2 separate regions of the Homo sapiens genome follow, and region 2 is linked to region 1. Evidence: chromatin loops called from intact Hi-C (ENCODE). Cell type or tissue: GM12878. All regions are shown on one strand. Each heading gives the region's core, and the rest is flanking DNA. Links, peaks and the distances in the headings are about the cores only. Region 1 has its middle 11 kb from the start of MIR181C. Region 2 holds the start of LOC105372284 (a long non-coding RNA gene).

Evidence for each region. A loop is a pair of places that touch in the nucleus more often than their neighbours do. Peaks named below come from ENCODE experiments on the same cell type or tissue, not always from the same donor. Only the 100,000 strongest peaks of a DNase experiment are listed, where the experiment ranks them.
Region 2: it touches region 1 in a loop (4-fold over the local background); 14 of 110 quality-filtered maps call a loop at or near these places.

The regions. Positions count from the first base shown.
Region 1 is chr19:13,858,242-13,868,494 of GRCh38, reverse strand. It overlaps a transcript of NANOS3 not described here. Among named protein-coding and RNA genes, the nearest start is that of MIR181C, 11 kb to the left of the region's middle. RefSeq lists a silencer at 2,466-2,555 and enhancers at 3,038-3,923, 6,123-6,372, 6,433-6,862. In GM12878, for the core only: a CTCF peak has its summit at 6,062 (motif pointing right); DNase peaks (open chromatin) are centred at 6,114 and 6,594; H3K4me3 peaks cover 1,164 bases; H3K27ac peaks cover 1,575 bases; H3K27me3 peaks cover 233 bases.
Region 2 is chr19:13,716,957-13,727,209 of GRCh38, reverse strand. LOC105372284 (a long non-coding RNA gene) reads left to right here and starts at 2,816. Exons shown (of 7, transcript XR_001754028.1): 1 at 2,816-2,926; 2 at 9,971-10,034. In GM12878, for the core only: a CTCF peak has its summit at 5,751; no DNase peak of the experiment used is centred there.

The DNA of each region.
Region 1 (10,253 bases), core at 3,553-8,552:
ACCTCGGCCTCCCAAAGTGCTGAGATTACAGGCGTGAACCACTGTGCTCGTTCAGATTTCCCTCTTGTTCACAGCTGCATCCCCAGTGCTAGAACAGTGCTGGGTACATAACAGATGCTCAATAAATGAGTATTGGGGCCGGACGCACTGGCTCACACCTGTAATCTCGGCACTTTGGGAGACCGAGGTGGGTGGATCACCTGAGATCAGGAGTTCAAGACTAGCCTGGACAACATTGTGAAACTCTGTCTCTATTAAAAATACAAAAATTAGCCAGGCATGGTAGCGGGCGCCTGTAATCCCAGCTACTCGAGAGGCTGAGGCAGGAGAATCGCTTGAACCTGGGAGTTGGAGATTGCAGTGAGCTGAGATTGTGTCACTGCACTCCAGCCTGGGTGACAGAGCACTCCAGCCTGGGTGACAGAGCAAGACTCTGTCTCCAAAAAAAAAAAAATATTATTGGGTTTGTGGGCATCCAGATGACAGGATTTCTGCCTGCCTGTGTGTCATTTCCCCGTGAGTCTATGCATGCCAGTGTGTATGCATGTGTTACTGTGTCTGTGTGTATGTCAGTATTATTGTAGATGTGCAGGTGTCTGAGTGCCTAAACAAGTCTCAGGGTAGGTGACGATGGGCATATGGCCACTGGGTTCGTGCTCATATATCTTTGTGGGTGACAGTGTCTTTGTGGGTGGCTAAGAGGATCCATTTTACTGTGAACAACTGTGTGTCCATGTGTGCAGTTGTGTTCTTGGGCGGGGGTGGTCTGTATGTGTGTGTATATCAAGATTACTGAGACCTGCTACTCGGGAGGCTAATGTGGGAGGATCATTTGAGTCTGAGAGTTTGAGGCTGCTGTGAGCTATGATCGTGCCACTGAACTCCAGTCTGGGTGACAGAGCCAGACCCTGTCTCAAAAAACAAAACAAACAAACAAAAATTTGGGCCAGGCATGGTGGCTCGGCGCTCTGGGAAGCCGAGGTGGGTGGATAGCTAGAGCTCAACGAGTTTGAGACGAGCCTGGGCAACCGGCAAAACTCCATCTCTACAAAAAATACAAAAATTACCCAGGTGTGGTGGTGCGCACCTGTTCTCCCAGCTACTCGGGAAGCTGAGGTGGGAGGATTGCTTGAGCCCAGGAGATGGGCCTAGATTGCAGTGAGCCTAGATTGCAGTGAGCCTAGATCGTGCCACTGCACTCCAGCCTAGGCAGCAGAGTGAGACCCTGTCTCAAAAAAATAAAAAGGAAACTGTGGCCGGGTGCGGCGGTTCACACCTGTAATCCCAGCACTTTGGGAGGCTGAAGCCAGCGGATCCCCTGAGGTCAGGAGTTCAAGACCAGCCTGGCCAACATGGTGAAACCCCATCTCTACTAAAAATACAAAAATTAGCCTGGTGTGGTGGCACGCGCCTGTAATCCCAGCTACTCAGGAGGCTGAGGCAAGAGAATTGCTTGAATCCGGGAGATCGTGCCACGGCATTCCAACCTGGGCAGCCAAGAGAGACTCCATCTCAAAATAAATAAGTAAATAAAAATAAAAAAGATTATGTGTGACCTGCTGTCAGATGTGTTTCTGCAGGCCTTGTACCGTCTGTGTGTGTGTGTATGTGTGTGTGTGTGGTGGGGGTGACTGTGGGTGACTGTGAGTGTGCAGGTGTGAACTTGGTTGGGAGGACACATGGATGTCTGTGTGTGTCCCAGGTATTGTGAACGATGGAGTCGGAGTCTGTGTGTGCCTGACTGATGGGCTTTAGGGATCTGCGTTTGTCATTGCTACCCTGAGTGACATGCTGTGGGTGAACACCCACTTCTGTGTGTCAGTGTTATGCGAAAGGCTGTGTCTATGTTGTAGCTGCCTTCGTTGGTGGCTCCATTTCTGTGTGACAGCCTTTCAATGGGCACTATCCCTGGATGTCCGAGCCCTTGTGGGTGACGTGTCTACACACGTGGCAGTGTTATTGTGGGGACTGTATGTGTGTGTCAGCATCACTTTCGACTGCGTATTAATCGGGGTGCTGTATGTCTGTGTATAGCGTGTAATTTTGGGGGTCTCCATCAGGGCCTTGGGAATATCTAATCGTGGCTGGCTTAATGCATCTGTGAGCAGTCCAGGGGTGTGGAATGGGTAGGGAAAGAGATGGGGGGAGGGGAACCGAAGTGTGGGACCGTGGGGGGGACGTCTCAGTCCCTATCAGCCAATGAGGTGTCTTTTCCACCCCCCCACCCCCAGCCTGCCCTCCAGGGCAGGTCGCCGTGAAAGGCGCCCTGTAGCTTTAAAAGGGCTCCCCGGCAGTGGGATTCGGGGCCATTTTCCCTTTTTATGGCCAGTTTTGGAGGGCGGGTTCCTGTTCGCAAACCTTGGCCCCAGTAAATACCCTGCAGCTGCTGCCGGTAATGACAGGCCGGAGGGGCGGCCCGCGCAGGGCGCCAGGGCTTCCGGAGGTGGCGCGGCTGCAGCACCCCCAGCCCGCGGCCAGGCCTGAGCGGGGCCCCCGCCAGGATCGGTCTCCGCAGGCCCGAGCGCCCATGAACTTGGCCGGAGCAGCCTTCACGAACGCGCGCGCGCCGGGCCGTACTCTCTTCTGGCATTCGATTTCCGAGCGCCCCACCCGCCCCGCGCCCCCAAGAACAAAGCTCGCCGCCGCCCCGGCCCGTGGCCTCCCCGCGCGCGGTCAGGTGTCGGGCGGTCGGGGCGCCGCTGTCCCCACGCCCCCCATCGCGCGTCCCCGCCCCGCGAGGGCATCTCCGCTTGCCCTCCCCCTGGCGGCCCCGGCTCCGGGACTCGGGGGTCTGTCCCCTTTGCAGAGTCCGACCCTCCCGGCGCCCCCTCTCCGGAAAGGCGAGACGCAGAGATGCCGCCGGGGCCTCCCCGCCCCCCTTCCAAGCCCCAACAACAATGGAGGGCCGGGCCGCAGAGGCCGGGGCGCCCGCCCCGGGGCTGCGAGCAGGTGCGCGAGGGGGCTGCGGCCGCGTCCCGCCCCGCCCCGCCGCGCCCCCTGCCCGCGGGCGGCCCCCGCCCCGCCCGTGCCCCCGGCCCGCCCGGCGCCCGCGCTCACCTCGATTGGGGCCGCCGCCGCATTTCCCCCTCTTCTTTCCAAAACCCGCCCGGAAAAGCCCCCCGGGCCCGAGGCGCCTGCACGGGAAATTGCATTTCGGCGGCTCCGGGGCAGGGCGGGGGCTCCCTAGGCCGTGGGCGGGGGGGGGGAGGGGGCCGCGGGGCTCCGGCGCCGGCTCGAACCCGTGGCCGCCGCCGCCCGCCCGCCTGTCTGTCTCGGTGACGTGCCCGCGCTCCCCGCTGCCGCCGCCCCCTCCCTCCTCCCCGCGCCGCGCCGGGCGGTGGGTCCAGCCGCGGCCGTGCGCGTCCCGAGGCCTCCTGCCAGGCGCACCGGGACGCACTCGGGGGATGCCCGTGGGTCTCCAAAACGCAGCTCCCGGGGCCCGCGCGGGGGAATCAGGGACACGGGGGCGCGGGCGGGCACACGCAGGGACCCAGACGCACGCAGACCTCAAAGGCGCCGGGGGGAGCACACGCGCACAAAGGCACGCGGGCCACAGACATAGGGAACGGTGTGCAGGGGGCTGCGAGACACACACCCAAGGGAGGGGGTGGCGGGACGTGCGGGCGTGCCGGGCCGCACGAGGGTGGTCATAAAACCCAGCTACACACAGAGGGACACCCGGGGGCACCAGACACATGCAAGGTACACAGACACACCACATTCAGGACAGGAGGGAAGGTCCTTAGAACCGAAATATGCAGAAACGCGGCTGAACCCCGGGCACGCACAGCTCACACAAGACACACGGACACGCAGGAGATCACAGACGCACTGGGGTATCCACAGACCTGAGATATACCCCCCAACATACACACACAGTACCCCAGGTACACAGCCACAGGAGCACCGTGACACACACAAAATAACCTAATACATGGATATAGACATAGAACCAGAACACACCCATGGAGACACAGATCCACAAAGTTCACAGACACACACATATATGCACAGCCACTCGGGTCAAATGGACCAGTCGCAGAGGCAGAGAAACACAGCCAACAGCCACATGCACAAGACCCCCAGCAGGTCCCAGAGCCACAGGGGTCCACATGGACACACGCAATTCAGGGGCACGTGGGGATGTGTACCTGGGACCATGAGGCACAAGCATATATACAGGCCAGGTGCACAGACCACATGCAAGCTGTACAAAGGATGGGGCTCCCCGGATCTCCCAAAGATCCTTGCACAGACGGTACTCCTCCCCAGACATCCCCCCTCCCCCTGCCCAGGTATAAGAGCATGCACAAGGCTGGAATGATCGTACCCTGGCTGAGGCTCCACACACTGCCCCTGCCCGCAGTGGCCACCGCGGCTGGTAGAGGAAGGTCACATCAGGGCAAACCATGGCGCCAGGCAGCCTCCCATTGGCCCGGGCTGAGCTGACAGATTTCTCATTCTGTTTATTTATCCCCCACCCCAGTCTGAGAGGGGGATGGAGAAACCTTTGACTGGCCCCCTTCCAAGCCCAGACCTTAACCCTTATGGGGCCATGGCCCTTCCCCACCTGATCGCGCACCCCTCACTTCCTTTCAGCCTCCTCCACCACAGTCCTGCCTCAGTTTCTCCTTGACAGGTTCACCCTCCCACATCGTCCAGCTGCCTTCAGGTCTCAGCCCAGAAAGTCTGGTTCCAGGTCCAGGAGAGTGGATGTCTCCAGGACCACTCCCCCGACCCCCAACCCCACCAAAGGTTAGAGGGGCCAGCTGTAGTCTACACCTAACCTCTCCCAAAGGAAGTCTTCTCCCAGAGTGGGGATGGAGAGACACGTGCAGGGGAGAGAATGGGAGTTCATTGCAATCTAGTAATCATACCTCCATGGGGTTGGGGGGGGCCAGTCAGCTCTGTTGATGGCCCTCCTGTGCCGCCCGCCCCCCTGCCGGCCAGCCCTTCTTACAGAAAAGAGGCAAGGGGGGCCGGGCACAGTGGCTCAAGCCTGTAATCCCAGCACTTTGGGAGGCCGAGGCAGGAGAATCGCTTGAGGCCAGGAGTTCAAGACCAGTCTGGGCAACACAGCGAGACACTGTCTCTACAAAAATAAAATTAAAAAAAAAATTAGCTGGGTGTGGTGGTGAGCGCCTATAGTCCCAGCTACTTGGGAGGCTGAAGCAAAAGGATCCGTTGAGCCCAGGAGTTCAAGGCTACAATGAGCTATGATGGTGCCACTGTACTCCAGCCTGTGCAACAGACAGAGACTTCATCTCTAAAAAAAAGAGCGTATTGGGGAAAGAGTTCCTCTCTTAGAAAAAGAGGCGGAAGGGGTTGGGGAGGGACTTGCTTTGGAATATGCAACATTCACATTTATTCATTCACTCATTCATCCACTCATAGACGTGTATGAGCCTCGTCTCCCATCCAGACCAGAGCAACCCTTGAGGCAGGGACTATTCTCTTTAGAAGGGTGGGCCCAGGGTAGAGTTCTCCCCAGCTGTATCTTCGAACCTTCTTCCTGGTCCCAGGAATGCCTATCATCATCTCAGATTCTTCCCAGCAGGCCAATGAAGTGAATACTGCCCTTTCCACAGATGGGCAACCGAGGCCCAGATGGGGCCTGCCCTTGCCCAAGGTGGTACCGCCTGTAAGAGGCAGGGCTGGGGCCAGGCGTGGTGGCTCACACCTGTAATCACAGCATTTTGGGAGGCCGAGGCGGGCGGATCACGAGGTCAGGAGTTCGAGACCAGCCTGACCAACATGGTGAAATCTCTTCTCTACTAAAAACACAAAAATTAGCCGGGCGTGGTGGCACGCGCCTATAATCCCAGCTACTCAGGAAGCTAAAGCATGAGAATCACTTGAACCCGGGAGGCGGAGGTTGCAGTGAGCCGAGATTGTGCCACTGCACTCCAGCCTGGGCCACAGAGCGAGACTCCGTCTCAAAAAAAAAGAAAAAAGAAAAAAAAAAGGCAGAGCTGGAATTCTTTCTGTGCGAGGCCTTTCCCCCCGTCTCTTCTCCAGGACCGGCCAGCTGTCCTGCTCGCTGAATTTCCTGCAGCCACCAGCAGGGGGCAGCAGAGTCCAGCGCCCTCCCAGCTGTGGAGGCCGGCGGGACTGATCTCAGCTCTCAGCGCAGTCTCCTCCCCCTCCTCCCCGCCACCTCCCACTCCACGGTAGCTGAGGACTCTGCCTGGACACCCCAGGCTGGAGCCTCCACTGCTCAAATGCAGAGTCCCCAGAAGGAAGGGCCCCTTCTTAAATAAAGCCCCCTAGAAGTGCCGTCCACACAAATGTCCAACTCACTCGGTGTTTCTCTACGTCTAACTCTCCTTCTTGCTGCAACGCATTTGCCGGGGCGGGCGGCCTCTGCATTCCTGAACTGGGTCAGACCAGGAGAGAGGATTCCTGGATCCTGGCCCAGTGGCCAATCCGCCCTGGGCTTCTCACCCCCCAGACTCCTCTGAAGATCCCCAGAGCCCAGCACAGGATGGGAGGAGCGGTGGGGGAAGCCCCAGCGCCCCAGACGCCTTAGGGCGTGGGAACTGCCCTCCCCCCTACACACCCCCGGTCCCCAGTTCCTGGGGCCCCTGCCAGTGCTGACTCATAGGGGGAGCCCAGGGCTGCGACACAGCAGCAGCTCTTCCTGAACCTCTCCCTGGGAGATTTCACCTCCTGTCCCCTTGGGGGTCTCCGTGGGGACCCAAGGTGGGTGTAAGAGCCAGGCAGCCCTTCTCAACTCCATCAGCCCGGAACTCCAGCCCCCGAAGTCCCCCAAGGCTGTGGCCATTGGACACTGGGTGGATGTGTCAGGCCGTGGGGGTCTTCGGAGGTGCCCCTGTATACTCAGATGTGGGTGTAGTTTGCACACTCAGGCATCGACCGAGAGAAAGCCCCGAGGAGGCAAAGCCTAGGCCATGTGGGTGCTTTCCTCCGCACCCCACCAGAGTCTGGGCAGGGACACTTCAGGGCCAGAACGAAGCCCTGGGCTCAGAGCTCATTTCCTCAACTGCAAACGGTCTCCCGCCATCTTCCCGGTCTCCGGAAATGGCAGCTCCATCCTCCCAGCTGCTCAGACAAAAACTTTTATTAACAGATGCAACCCATTAACAATTTTGCTTACTGTCCTTTTTTTTTTTTTCTTCTGAAACAGGGTCTGGCTCTATCGCCCAGGCTGGAGTACAGTGGCACGATCTCTGCTCACTGTATCCTCCGCCTCCCGGATTCAAGCCATCCTCCCATTTCTTTCAGCCTCCCAAATAGTTGGGGCAACAGGCACCTGCCACCACGCCTGGCTGATTTTTTTGTATTTTTAGTAGAGATAGGTCTTGCTATGTTGCCCAGGCTGGTCTCGAACTCCTAGACTCAAGCAATCCACCCGTCTTGGCCTCTTAAAGTGCTGGGATTACAGGCATGAGCCACTGCTCCCAGGCTAGTTACTGTCCCTTCTAATGCATCCAGAATCCTGACTTCTCCAAGGCCCACCCTGGTCCGGCTTCCATCATCTCTCCCCAGAATTGCTCCAGTTGCCACCTCTCTGCACACCTTGCAGCCCCCGACAGTCTGTCCCCATCCCCCTAATCCCCTCCCCACCACAGCAGCCGGGGCGGGGCGCCTGTGAGCACCCAAGTCAGGTCCAGTCCCTCCTCTGCTCAGAACCCTCAATGGCTCCCACCTTATTCAGAGCAAAAGCCAAAGTCCTCCCCAGGACCCAGAAGGCTTTGCACAGTCTCCTGTCTCCTCTCTGCCTCACCCTCTCCACTCCCTCCCTCATTCACCCCATTCCAGACCTCCTCAGCTGGGATTACAGGCAACCACCACGACACCCAGCTAATTTTTTTTGTATTTTTAGTAGAGACAGGGTTTCACCATGTTACCCAGGCTGGTCTCAAACTCCTGAGCTCAGGCAATCCGCCCACCTCAGCCTCCCAAAGTGCTGGAATTACAGATGGAGCCCGGCCGACTCCCCTATTTCAAAATTGCACCCACCTTGCTTTCTCCTCTATTTATTTCTCACAACCCTGTCACCTTTTTTTTTTTTTTTTTTTTTTTTTGAGATGGAGTCTCGCTGTCGCCCAGGCTGAAGTGCAATGGCGCGATCTCGGCTCACTGCAACCTCCGCTCCCGGGTTCAAGCCATTCTCCTGCCTCAGCCTCCCAAGTCGCTGGGATTACAGGTGCCACCACCATGCCCGGCTAATTTTTTGTATTTTTAGTAGAGACGGGGTTTCACTATGTTGGCCAGGCTGGTCTCAAACTCTTGACCTCGTGATCCGCCTGCCTCGGCCTCCCAAAGTGCTGGGATTACAGGCGTGAGCCACCGCGCCTGGCCCTGTCACCTTTCAACACACTACATGTTTTACTACACATCTTGTTTCTTGTCTGTCTCCTGTACTTGATTGTCAGCTCTGCCAGCACAATAGCTGTTGTCTTTTTTTTTTTTTTTTTTTTTTTTGGAGAGATGGGGGTGGGTCTCACTTTGTTGCCCAGGGCAGTCTCGAACTCCTGGGCTCAAGCGATCCTCCTGCCTCAGTCTCCCAAAGTGCTGGGATGACAGGTATGAGCCACCGTGCCCAGCCTACAACGTTTGTCTTCATCACTGCTGGAGAACTTAAAAAAGGCCCTTAGTCAATATCTAGTGAATTAATGCATTAATAATCACTATGTTCCTGGCATGCATGTGGGGTGAGATGATGGGAAGTGGGGGAGGGACAAAACAGACTAGGAGCTTGCCTGCCACCATCTGGCAGGGGGCTAGTCATGTAGCTAGCCAATTACAATGAAGAGTTTTCAGTGCTGAGAGTCAAGGCCCAGCCTGGAAGATGAAAGTGCAATCTGGGAAGGCTTTTGAGGAGGTGACGTCTTATAGGTCCTTGATCAGTAAGGAGTTTGGATTTAAGTATGATGAGAAGGCTTAGGGATTTTTGTTTGTTTGATTTGTTTTTTAGAAACGGGATCTTGCTGTGTTGCCCAGGCTGGAGTTCAGTAGCACACTCCTAGCCCATTGAGGCCTCAACCTGGGTTTCGGCAATTCTCCTGCCCCAGCCTCCCAACTAGCTGGGACTACTGGCACACACCACCACACCTGGCTAATTTTTAAATTTTTTTGTAGTGACAGTGTCTCACTATGTTGCTCAGGCTGGTCTCAAACTACTGGGCTCAAATGATCCACCCTCCTCAGCCTCCCAAAGTCTTGGGATTACAAGCATGAGCCACCATGCCCAATCAAGGGTTTTATTATTTTATTTTATTTTGTTTTGTTTTTTGAGACGGAGTCTCACTCTGTTGCCCAGGCTGGAGTGCAGTGGCATGATCTCGGCTTATTGCAATCATCTCTCCCAGGTTTAAGCGATTCTCGTGCCTCAGCCTCCAGAGTAGCTGGGATTACAGGCGCCCGCCACCATGCTCAGCTAATTTTTGTATTTTTAGTAGAAATGGGGTTTTGCCATGTTGGCTAGGCTGGTCTCAAACTCTTGACCTCAAGTGATCCGCTCGCCTTGGCCTCCCGAAGTGCTGGGATTATAGGTATGAGCCACCGCACCCGGCCTCTACAAAAATTTTAAAAATTAGCTGGGCGTGGTGGTGTACGCTTGTGGTCCCAGCTATTCAGAGGCAGAAGTGAGAGGACTGGTTGAGCTCCAGAGGTGGAGGCTGCAGTGAGCCATGATCACACCACTGCATTCCACCCTGTCTAGAAAAAAAAAATTGTTTTTTTCAATAAAGATAGGATCCAACAGAGCTGGGATTAGGGATAGGTGAGTGACATGAGTCACACAAGGGCAGGACTCGGGCCTGTCTGGACTGCATTTTCCAATGACGTTACTACTGGTCACGTGGCTACTGAGCACCTGAAATACAGCTATTCTTCGAAGTAATGGCAGCCGGGTGCAGTGGCTCACGCCTGTAATCCCAGCACTTTGGGAGGCCGAGGAGGGTGGATACCTGAGGTCAGGAGTTTGAGACCAGCCTGGCCATCATGGTGCAACCCCGTCTCTACTAAAAACACAAAAATTAGCCAGGTGTGGTGGTGCATGCCTGTAATCCCAGCTACTCGGGAGGCTGAGGCAGGAGAATCGCTTGAACCCGGGAGGCAGAGGTTGCAGTGAACCGAGACTGTGCCACTGCACTCCAGCCTGGCAACAGAGCAAGACTCTTCCTCAAAAAAAAAAAAAAAAAAAAAAAAAGCAGGCGCGGTGGCTTATGCCTGTAATCCCAGCACTTTGGGAGGCTGAGGCGGGTGGATCACAAGGTCAGGAGATC
Region 2 (10,253 bases), core at 3,396-8,395, 140 kb after region 1:
TTTTTTTTTTTTGAGACGGAGTCTCGCTCTGTCACCCAGGCTGGAGTGCAGTGGCGGGATCTCGGCTCACTGCAAGCTCCGCCTCCCGGGTTCACGCCATTCTCCTGCCTCAGCCTCCCAAGTAGCTGGGACTACAGGCGCCCGCCACTACGCCCGGCTAATTTTTTTGTATTTTTAGTAGAGACGGGGTTTCACCGTTTTAGCCGGGATGGTCTCGATCTCCTGACCTCGTGATCCGCCCGCCTCGGCCTCCCAAAGTGCTGGGATTACAGGCGTGAGCCACCGCGCCCGGCCCTATTATTATTATTTTTAAAGCGACAGGGTTTCCCTGTGTTGCCCAGGTTGGAGTGCAGTGGCATGATCATGGCTTACTGAAGTCGCTAATTCCTGGGCTCTAGTAATCCTCCTGCCTCAGCCTCCCAAAAAGCTGGGACTACAGATGCACACCACTATACCTGGCTAATTTTTTATTTTTGGTAGAGACGGGGTATTTTTTATGTTGCTCAGGCTGGTCGTGAACTCCTGGCCTCAAGCGATCCTCCCGCCTTGGCCTCCCAAAGCTCTGGGGTTACAGGTGCCATCCACCATGCCTAGCCTGACTAGTGGCCACTTTACAGTAAGAGGAGATGACAGAGAGAGATAAAGGGAAGATGGCCATGTGAAGATGGAAGCAGAGATTAGAGTGATGCAACCATAAGCCAAGGAACGCCAGGGGCTACCAGAAGCTAGAAGAGGCAAGAAAGAGCCTGCAGAGGGAGTGTGGCCCTGCTGACACCTTGATTTCTGACTTCTAGCTACCAGAACTGTAAAAGAATACATTTCTGTTGTGTTAAGCCACCCAGTTGGTGACACTGTTATGGCAGCCCTCGGCAATGAAAACCTTGGTAGAACAAGAAATAGCAAGAAGCTACATCCCAAGTGACCCAACACAAAGACGCTCTTGGCCGGGCACGGTGGCTCATGCCTGTAATCTCAGCAGTGTGGGAGGCCAAGGCGGGTGGATCACCTGAGGTCAGGAGTTCGAGACCAGCCTGGCCAACATGTTGAAACCCCATCTTTACTAAAAATACAAAAATTAGCTGGGCATGGTGGCGGGCACCTGTAATCCCAGCTACTCGGGAGGCTGAGGCAGTAGAATCACTTGAACCCGGGAGGCAGAGGTTGCAATGAGGCGAGATTGTGCCACTGCACTCCAGCGTGGGCAACAGAGTAAGACTCTGTCTCAAAGAAAAAGAAATAAAAGAGACGCTTTCATGCCCTTTAGTATCACTTACCTCAAGGTAGTTACCTGAGAAAGATTCAAGCTTGGATGTTCTCTAAACTGCTCCCTTTTAGGGTCTCTTTAGTTTAGTTTAGGTTAGTTTTTTCTTTTTTTTTTGAGACAGGGTCTTACTCCTCAGTTACCCGGACTGGAGTGCAGTGGCACGATCATGGATCACTGCGGCCTCAACCTCCTGGGCTCAAGCGATCCTCCTGCCTCAGCTTCCCAAATAGCTGGGACCACAGGCACGCACCAGCATGCCTGGGTAGTTAAAAGAAAAATTTTTTTTCGTAGAGACAGGCGTCTTGCCATATTGCCCAGGCTTGTCTTGAACTGGTTTCACGCAATCCTCCTGCCTAGGTCTCCCAAAGTGCTGAGATTACAGGTGTGAGACACCGTGCCCAGCCAGCTTTATTATTATCATTATTTTTTTTGAGACGGAGTTTTGCTCTTGTTGCCCAGGCTGGAGTGCAATGGCGCGATCTTGGCTCACTGCAACCTCCGCCTCCCAGGTTCAAGCGATTCTCCTGCCTCAGCCTCCCGAGTAGCTGGGATTACAGGAGCCCACCACCACGCCCAGCTAATTTTTGTATTTTTAGTAGAGACAGGGTTCCTCCATGTCGGTCAGGCTGGTCTCGAACTCCTGACCTCAGGTGATCCACCCGCCTCGGCCTCCCAAATTGCTGGGATTGCAGTAGTGAGCCACTGCGCCTGGCCCATTATTTTTTTTTATACTCTACTAATAGACTTTGTGACATTGAACACTAATGTGTCTTTCTCCCGGAAGCTCCTCCTTCATTTTCCTTCTTCCTTTTCGGCTCTTTCCATCTGTTTTGGGAAAGTTAACTTTCTCCTGTCTTGGAACACCCCTTGTTGAGTACCCTATCTTTGTGACTGTCTGCTTTTGAGTACTGCTTTCGAGAGAGAATAGTAGAAGTTGTAAGAGACGTACGTGACAAATTTGGCATCCTGGAACACCAAGAGGATTACCAGTTTTTTAGAAAGCAGCATGAATCAACCTCAATTATTCGTAAGTAAAATTAGAGTAGTTTCAAGCTGTCACTTCTTTCTGTCCTACACACGTTATTCAAATAAGTTGGTGGAAGAATGTTGTTTGGGTTTACAATAGGGAATTATGGGGACATAAATCTGGGTCTAAATTAGTGAAATTTTAAATGGGAAATTGCTTAACTCTTAGAGGTGGCAGAGTGTAGTGATCGAGAGGGTAGAGTGTGACACTGGGTTGTCTGGTTGGAGCCTTACCTCTGCTATTTCTTGGCTGTGGGACCTTGGGAGAGCTCCTTAACTTCTCTGGTCCTGATATAGTTTGGATCTGTGTCCCCTCCAAATCTTATGTCAGAGTGTAGTCCCCAGTGTTGGAGGTGGGTCCTGGTGGGAGGTGATCAGATCATGGGGGTGGCAGTCTCATGGTTTAGTACCATCCTTCCAGTGCTACATAGTGTGTGGGTTATCATGAGATCTGGCTGTTTGGAAGTGTGTAGCACCTCCTGCCTCATTCTCTCTTCTTCTCTGTCCATGTAAGACGTACCTGCTTCCCCTTCCCCTTCTGCCATGATTCTAAGTTTCCTGAGGCCTTCCTAGAAGCCGAGCAGATGCCAGCATCATGCTCCCTGTACGGGCTATGGAACCATGGCTGTACCGCAGGTAAAAGAGCCAGTGAAACCTTTTTTCTTTATAAATTACCTAGTCTTAAGTATTTCTTTATAGCAATGTGAGAATGGACTAATACAGGGCCTCATCTCCTCATTTGTTACATGGGATTGTCTTAGGTCTTGGCTCACTGCAACCTCCGCCTTCTGGGTTCAAGGAATTCTCATGCCTCAGCCTCCGTAGTAGCTGGGATTACAGGCATATGCCACCATGCCTGGCTATTTTTTTTTTTTTCTTGAGGCAGAGTCTCGCTCTGTTGCCCAGGCTGGAGTGCAGTGGCATGATCTCGGCTCACTGCAACCTCTGCCTCCTGGGTTCAAGCGATTCTCCTGCCTCAGCCTCCCGAGTAGCTGGGACAACAGGCACACGGCACCACACCCGACTAATTTTTTGTATCTTTAGTAGAGACGGGGTTTCACCGTGTTAGCCAGGATGGTCTCGATCTCTTGACCTCAGGTGATCTGCCTGCCTTGGCCTCCCAAAGTGCTGGGATTACAGGTATGAGCCACCACACCTGGCCAAACAATTCTTTCTCTTTCTAACTGTGGCAAAATATACACAATATAAAATGTACCATCTTAATTTTTTTTGGAGATGGGGTCTCGCTATTGGGAGATGGGGTTGCCCATGGCGGTCTCAAACTCCTGTCCTCAAAAAGTCTTGGCCTCCTAGAGCACTGGGATTACAGGCATGAACCATCGCCTCCAGCCCATCTTAACAATTTGTAAGTGAACAGTTCAGTGATACTAAGTACATCACATTGTTGTGTAACCAGCACCGCTATCCTTCTCCAGGATGTTTGCATCTTTCCAAGCTGAAACTCTGTACCCATTGAGCAATAATTTCCTATTCCCTGCTTCCTCGCAGTCCCTGGAAAGCACCTTTTTGTCACTGTGAATTTGACTACTCTGCCTATGAGGTTATGCATTTCTGGCAGGAATTCCACAGAAATGATGCGTCCTTTTGAGTATAGCCTATTAGGGGACATGTGATACGATGTGCTGATGTTCACTGTGATCAATTACAGCCTGAAGTCTTTTTTCTTTTTTAGAGACAGGGTCTCACTCTGTTGTACAGGGTGAAATGCAGTGGTGTGATCATAGCTCACTCCAGCCTTGATCTTCCACCTCGGCCCCTGAGTAGCTGGGACTACAGGTGCATGCTACCACGCCTGACTTTTTAAAAATTTTTATTTTTAGTAGAGACAAGGTCTCCCTATGTTACCCAGGCTGGTCTTGAACCCCTGGGCTCAAGTGATCCTCCCACCTCAGCCTCCTAAAATGCTGGGATTACAGTCATGGGCTACCATGTCCAGCTCACCCTGGGGTCTTTAGCCCCAAACTTTTGGGCTGCCTTGAGGGGTTGGAGAAGGCTGAAGAAAGCCAAAAGATGTGTGGTCCAGGCTTGAGGTGGGACAAGTAAGTCAGGTCTCACAGGGAACTGTCTCCTGCAGATGCAGAGAGGGGACTTGCGGCACCAGAGGGACTGCTACAGTGAGGCGGTGATAAAACAGCCCATTAGGCCGGGCACGGTGGCTCACGCCTGTCATCCCAGCACTTTGGGAGGCCAAGGCGGGCGGATCACCTGAGGTCAGGAGTTCGAGACCAGCCTGGTCAACATGGTGAAACCCCATTTCTACTAAAAATACAAAAATTAGCCGGGGGTGGTAGTGCATGCCTGTAATCCCAGCTACTCCAGAGACTGAAGAAGGAGAATTGCTTGAACCTGGGAGGTGGAGGCTGCAGTGAGCTGAGATCACACCGTTGCACTCCAGCCTGGGTGAGAGAGCGAGACTCCATCTCAAAACAACAACAAGAACAAAAACAAAACCCTGGCCCATCAGCCCACAGGGCTATTGTCAGGATTAAGTGCATTAATGCAGTGCTTGGTACGTAGCAACTGTTCAGTGGGTGTTAGCCAGTTCTACAAGATTTCCAACAGCTGGCGATATCATTCTGAGACTATCAAGTCGCTCACCACTCCAGCTTGCCTGGTGATAGTACCTTTATTTCTTGGCATTTCCCAAGACTCGGGAAATTCAGCAGGCCTGCTGGCACTGAGACCAAATATTCTATGTCCCTCAAGAAATATTTCATAAATAGGACAGGGCAGGGTGGCTCATGCCTGTAATCTCAACACTTTGGGAGGCCAAGGGGGGAGGATCGCTCGAGCCCAGGCGTATGAGACCAGCCTGGGCAACATAGCGAAACCCTGTCTCTGAAAAAAAAAAAAAAATTAGCCAGGCGTGAGGGCACACAACTGTGGTCCCAGCAACTTGGGAGGCTGAGGCAGGAGGATCACTTGAGCCTGGGAGGTAGAGGCTGCAGTGAACTATGATTGCACCACTGCACTCCAGCCTGGGTGGCAGAGTGAGATCTTTTCTCAAAAAAAGGAGAGAAATATTTCTTTTTTTTTTTTTTTTGAGACAGAGTCTAGCTCTGTTGCCAGGCTGGGGTGCAGTGGCGTGATCTCGGCTCACTGCAACCTCCCCCTCCCAGGTTCAAGCGATTCCCCTGCCTCAGCCTCCCGAGTAGCTGGGACTATAGGTGTGTGCCACCATGCCCAGCTAATTTTTGTATTTTTAGTAGAGATGGGGTTTCACCATGTTGGCCAGGATAGTCTCGAACTCCTGACCTCATGATCCACCTGCCTCGGCCTCCCAAAGTGCTGGGATTACAGGCTTGAGCCACCACGCCCGGCTGAGAAATATTTCATAAGTCATAGAACTAAGGAAAGTATAATAACTGAAGTTCGAGAACTGAGGTACACCCTCCAGCTTCCTCATGACCATCACAATCCACTTCGCCTCATGGGGCAGTCTATTCTCCACACTGCAGCCAGAGGGAGCCTTTGTTTTTCCTTTTTAGCAAAACTTTTCAAATTTGTATATCAGTTTTTTTCTTTTTTAAATTGAGCCAGGCAGGGTGGCTGTTTTCTGTAATTTCAACACTTTGGGAGGCCAAGGCGGTAGGATCACCTGAGACTAGGAGTTCGATACCAGCCTGGAAAACACAGTGAGACCTCGTCTCTACAAAAAAATACAAAATATTAGCTGGGAGTGGAGGTGCGTGCCTGTAATCCTGGCTGCTCGGGAGGCTGAGGTGGGAGGATGGCTTGGGCCCAGGAGTTTGAGGCTGTTGTGAGCCGAGATCATGCTACTGCACTCCAGCCTGGGTGACAGAGAGAGACTCTGTCTCAATAAACAAACAAAGTTGAACTGAAATTCACAAAACATAAAATTAAGTTTTAGGTTGGGCGCGGTGGCTCACGCCTGTAATCTCAGCACTGTGGGAGGCTGAGGTGGGCGGATCACCTGAGGTCAGGAGTTCGAGACCAGCCTGGCCAATATGGTGAAACCCTGTCTCTACTAAAAATACAAAAAATTAGCTGGGCGTAGTGGCGGGTGCCTGTAATCCCAGCTACTTGGGAGGCTGAGGCAGGACTGGGCAAGAAGAGCAAAACTCCATCTCAAAAAAAAAGAAAAAGTTTAAAAAGAACAGTTCAGTGGCAGTACATTTGCAATGTTATGCAACCGCCACAACATTTAAAAACAAAAAACCACACACACACACACAAAATGAGACAAGTTCTCACTATGGTGCCTAGGCTGATCTCAAATTCTTGGGCTCCAGTGATCCTCCCGCCTTGGCCTCCCAAGTAGCTGAGATCACAGGCGGCTAACCACCTCTATTTAGTTTCAGAATATTTTCATTATCCCCAAAGGAAACCTGTTGTTGGTAAACTTGTGTTGAAGGCCATAGCCAGAACCCCTATAGTATGGGGGTTTCTGGGGAGGTGTTCTACGCATGGTTTTGTAGGGGCATCCTTTGCTGTGCCCTCATATTATTCTACTTTGCTTTCCTCCTCTTCCCATTTAGGCCTGAGCTGGGTAAACAATTAATTGAATCGCTCATCGATTTGTTCATGGATGGTCATTTATTTTGTGTCAGGCATTAGACCAGATGGTAAGGCTACCAGGATGGAATCACTTGCCCTTGCACTTAAGGTAGTTTCATTTGATAGAAGAGGGAAAAAAGAAGGCTGGGCGTGGTGGCTCACGTCTGTAATCCTAGCACTTTGGGAGGCCGAGGCGGGTGGATCACCTGAGGTCAGGAGTTCGAGACCAGCCTGGCCAACATGGTGAAACCCTATCTGTACCAAAAATACAAAAATTAGCTGGGTGTGGTGGTACATGCCTGTAATCTCAACTACTCAGGAGGCTGAGGCTGGGGAATTGCTTGAACTTGGGAGGCGGAGGCTGCAGTGAGCTGAGATAGTGCCACCGCACTCCAGCCTGGGCGACAGAGTGAGACTCCGTCTCAAAAAAATAAAAAAGGTTGTCGGCTGTGTTGTCTAGGCTGGTCTCGAACTCCTGGACTCAAGTAATTTTTATGCTTTGGCTTCCCAAAGGTGAAAGGCAAAGTAATCCTTGCCTGCTATGGTTACAGGCACGATCCACGGTGCCCGGCCATATTCCATGTTTGATAGCAGAGTAGAATGACTATACTTAAAAAAATGTATTGTACTTAGGTGACAGATACCCTGGATACCCTAAATACCCTGATTTAATCACTATGCATTATATACACATAAAAAATGTCTCAGTACACCATAATTTGCACAAATAAAAAAAGTATTCCTTCTCAGCCAGACACGGTGGCTCACGCCTGTAACCCCAGCACTTTGGGAGGCCGGAGGGGCGGATCACTTGAGGTCAGGAGTTGGAAACCAGCCCGGCCAACATGGTGAAACCCTGTCGCTACTAAAAATACCTGTCACGAGTAAAAATACAAAAATTAGCCAGGTGTGGTGGCACGTGCTTGTAGTCCCAGCTACTTGGGAGGCTGAGGCATTAGAATTGCTTGAACCTGGGAGGCGGAGGTTGCAGTGAGCCCAGATCGCACCACTGCACTCCAGCCTGCATGACAGTGAGAGACTTAGGTGATGGATACCCTAAATACCCTGATTTAATCACTATGCATTATATACATGTAAAACATTTCTCATGTACACCATAACTTGCAGAAAGAAAAAAAGTATTCCTCCTGTCTAACTGCAACTTACACTCTTAGACAAAAATCTCTCCACTTCCCACCACTCCCCATTCAGCCCCTGGTAATCATCATTCTTCTCTCTGCATCTTTGAGTTCAACTTTTTTAGATCTCATAGAGGAGTGAGAGCATGTGGAATTGGTCTTTCTGTGCCTGGCTTTTGCATTTAGCATAACATCCTTCAGCATTTCGCTTGCATGCTAATGTTGGCCTCGGTGCCTGGAATTCCATTGACAGATGCATGCTTGTGTCTGACAAGCTTCTCCCCAGAGAGCGCTTAGAGCTGCTCTCCCGATCTGAGGCATGATGCCCACGGGAGGGCACAAGAGCTCCGTCATTACATCTAGGTTTTAGGCGTTGCCTCAAGAGGAGCCTTTTATTTATTTATTTTTGAGACAGAGTTTTGCTCTGTTGCCCAGGCTGGAAGTGCAGTGGCACAATCTCGGCTCACTGCAACCTCCACCTCCCGGGTTCAAGCAATTCTTCTGCCTCAGCCTCCCGAACAGCCGGGACTTCAGGTGTGTACCACCATGTCCGGCTAATTATTTTTATTTTTTGTAGAGATGAGGTCTTGCTATGCTGCCCAGGCTGGCCTTGAACTCCTGGCCTCAAGTAATCCTCCCCACCTTGGTCTCCCAAAGTGTTGGGATTACAGGCGTGAGCCACCACACCTGATCCCACCTGGATTTTTTTAGAGGATAAATTGTATGTTTAGTCTTTGCCTTAGAATGGATACAGGTGGGACTGGCTGGCTCTCTAGGCATTCACTCATGTAAGGATGTTTTCCCATGGGTTTTCATGTCCTTAGCAACTTTGTTCTCTTTAATGTCTTCAATAGCCCCACTCATGAGTTGGGAGGACAGAAATTAGGCAGAGATAAAGGGGAACACATTGATTTGCTTTCTCTGTAAATTTTAATTAACACAGAAACTATTTTTAGAAAAATCACTAAACCAATCACTTCTCCAATTACTTCTCCTTTTGCCCTGAAAGTAGTTAACGATGGGAAATGGCTTTCCCCTAAGTCTCAATTCTTTTTTTCCTCCGCCTCTGTTTCACTCTGTTATTCTTGGGCTGTCTGCTTTTATTTGACATCATGTCCACTCCTGGTCTTTCCAAGTGTTCTCTTTTTTTTTTTTTCCTTTTTCTGAGATGGAGTTTCGCCCTGTCCCCCAGGCTGGAGTGCAGTGGTGTGATCTTGGCTCACTGCAACCTCCGCCTCCTGGGTTCAAGCAATTCTCCTGCCTCAGCCTCCTGAGTAGCTAGGATTACAAGCGTGCACCACCATGCCTGGCTAATTTTTGTATTTTTAGTAGAGATGGGATTTCACCATGTTGGCCAGGCTGGTCTTGAACTCCTGACCTTGTGATCTGCCTGCCTCGGCCTCCCAAAGTGCTGGGATTACAGGCGTGAGCCACTGCGCCCAGCCCCAAGTGTTCTCTTCGATTGCGTCTTCATTTTGCTTTTCTGATAGTTTATTTGGAAAATGGTTTCAGGAAGCAGTAACAGGGATATTGGAAGAGGCAGACAGGTTAGGAGGAAAAGCCAATGAAGAGTGCATTATTGAGCTACTCCTGCAAGTAAATGGTGCAGAAAAAAAGTCAGAATAGTCCCCCAAGCGGATGAGGGTGGGGAGTGACACATTCATTTATTGACTCTGCACTGGTTGAGCGTTACCTCCTCGGGGCTTTATCTCTTCCTAACTTCTGGCAGCATCTGCACGCAGACAGCCTTCAATAGCTGCAAAAAAGCTCCGAGGCAGAAAAATGAGTTGCTGTGGCTGATACTTGAGGTGGGAGGCAGTCTGGGTGCATGGAACTTCTGCCACTTCTACAGGCGTTAGCCACCTCACCCGGCCCAGGGCAGGGATTTTTGCCTGTTGTGTTTACTGCTTGCTACATTCCCATTGCCTTAGACAAAATCTGAGGACTTAAAACAATAAATCCTAAAGAAATGCTTGATGGATCCTAACTGCTAATGCTTTAGTTCAGGTCTTTGTGACTCATCTGGATGCTGTCGAAGAGACAGAGCTGGACACCGGTTAAAAGTGGTAAAGACAGTTTTATTCGGTACTATTGTAATAGGGGAAAAGAGACTTCAGCAGAGAAATGAGCTCAGTTTCCAAAACAGCAAAGACAGATTGGCATTTACAGCCGATGAGCAGAGTGAAGGGTTTAGTGGGTGAAAAATGACTAAGAGGAAACATCAAGCATAGGGGGATTCTTTTTTATTTTTAATAGAGACAGGGTCTTACTATGTTGCCCAGGCT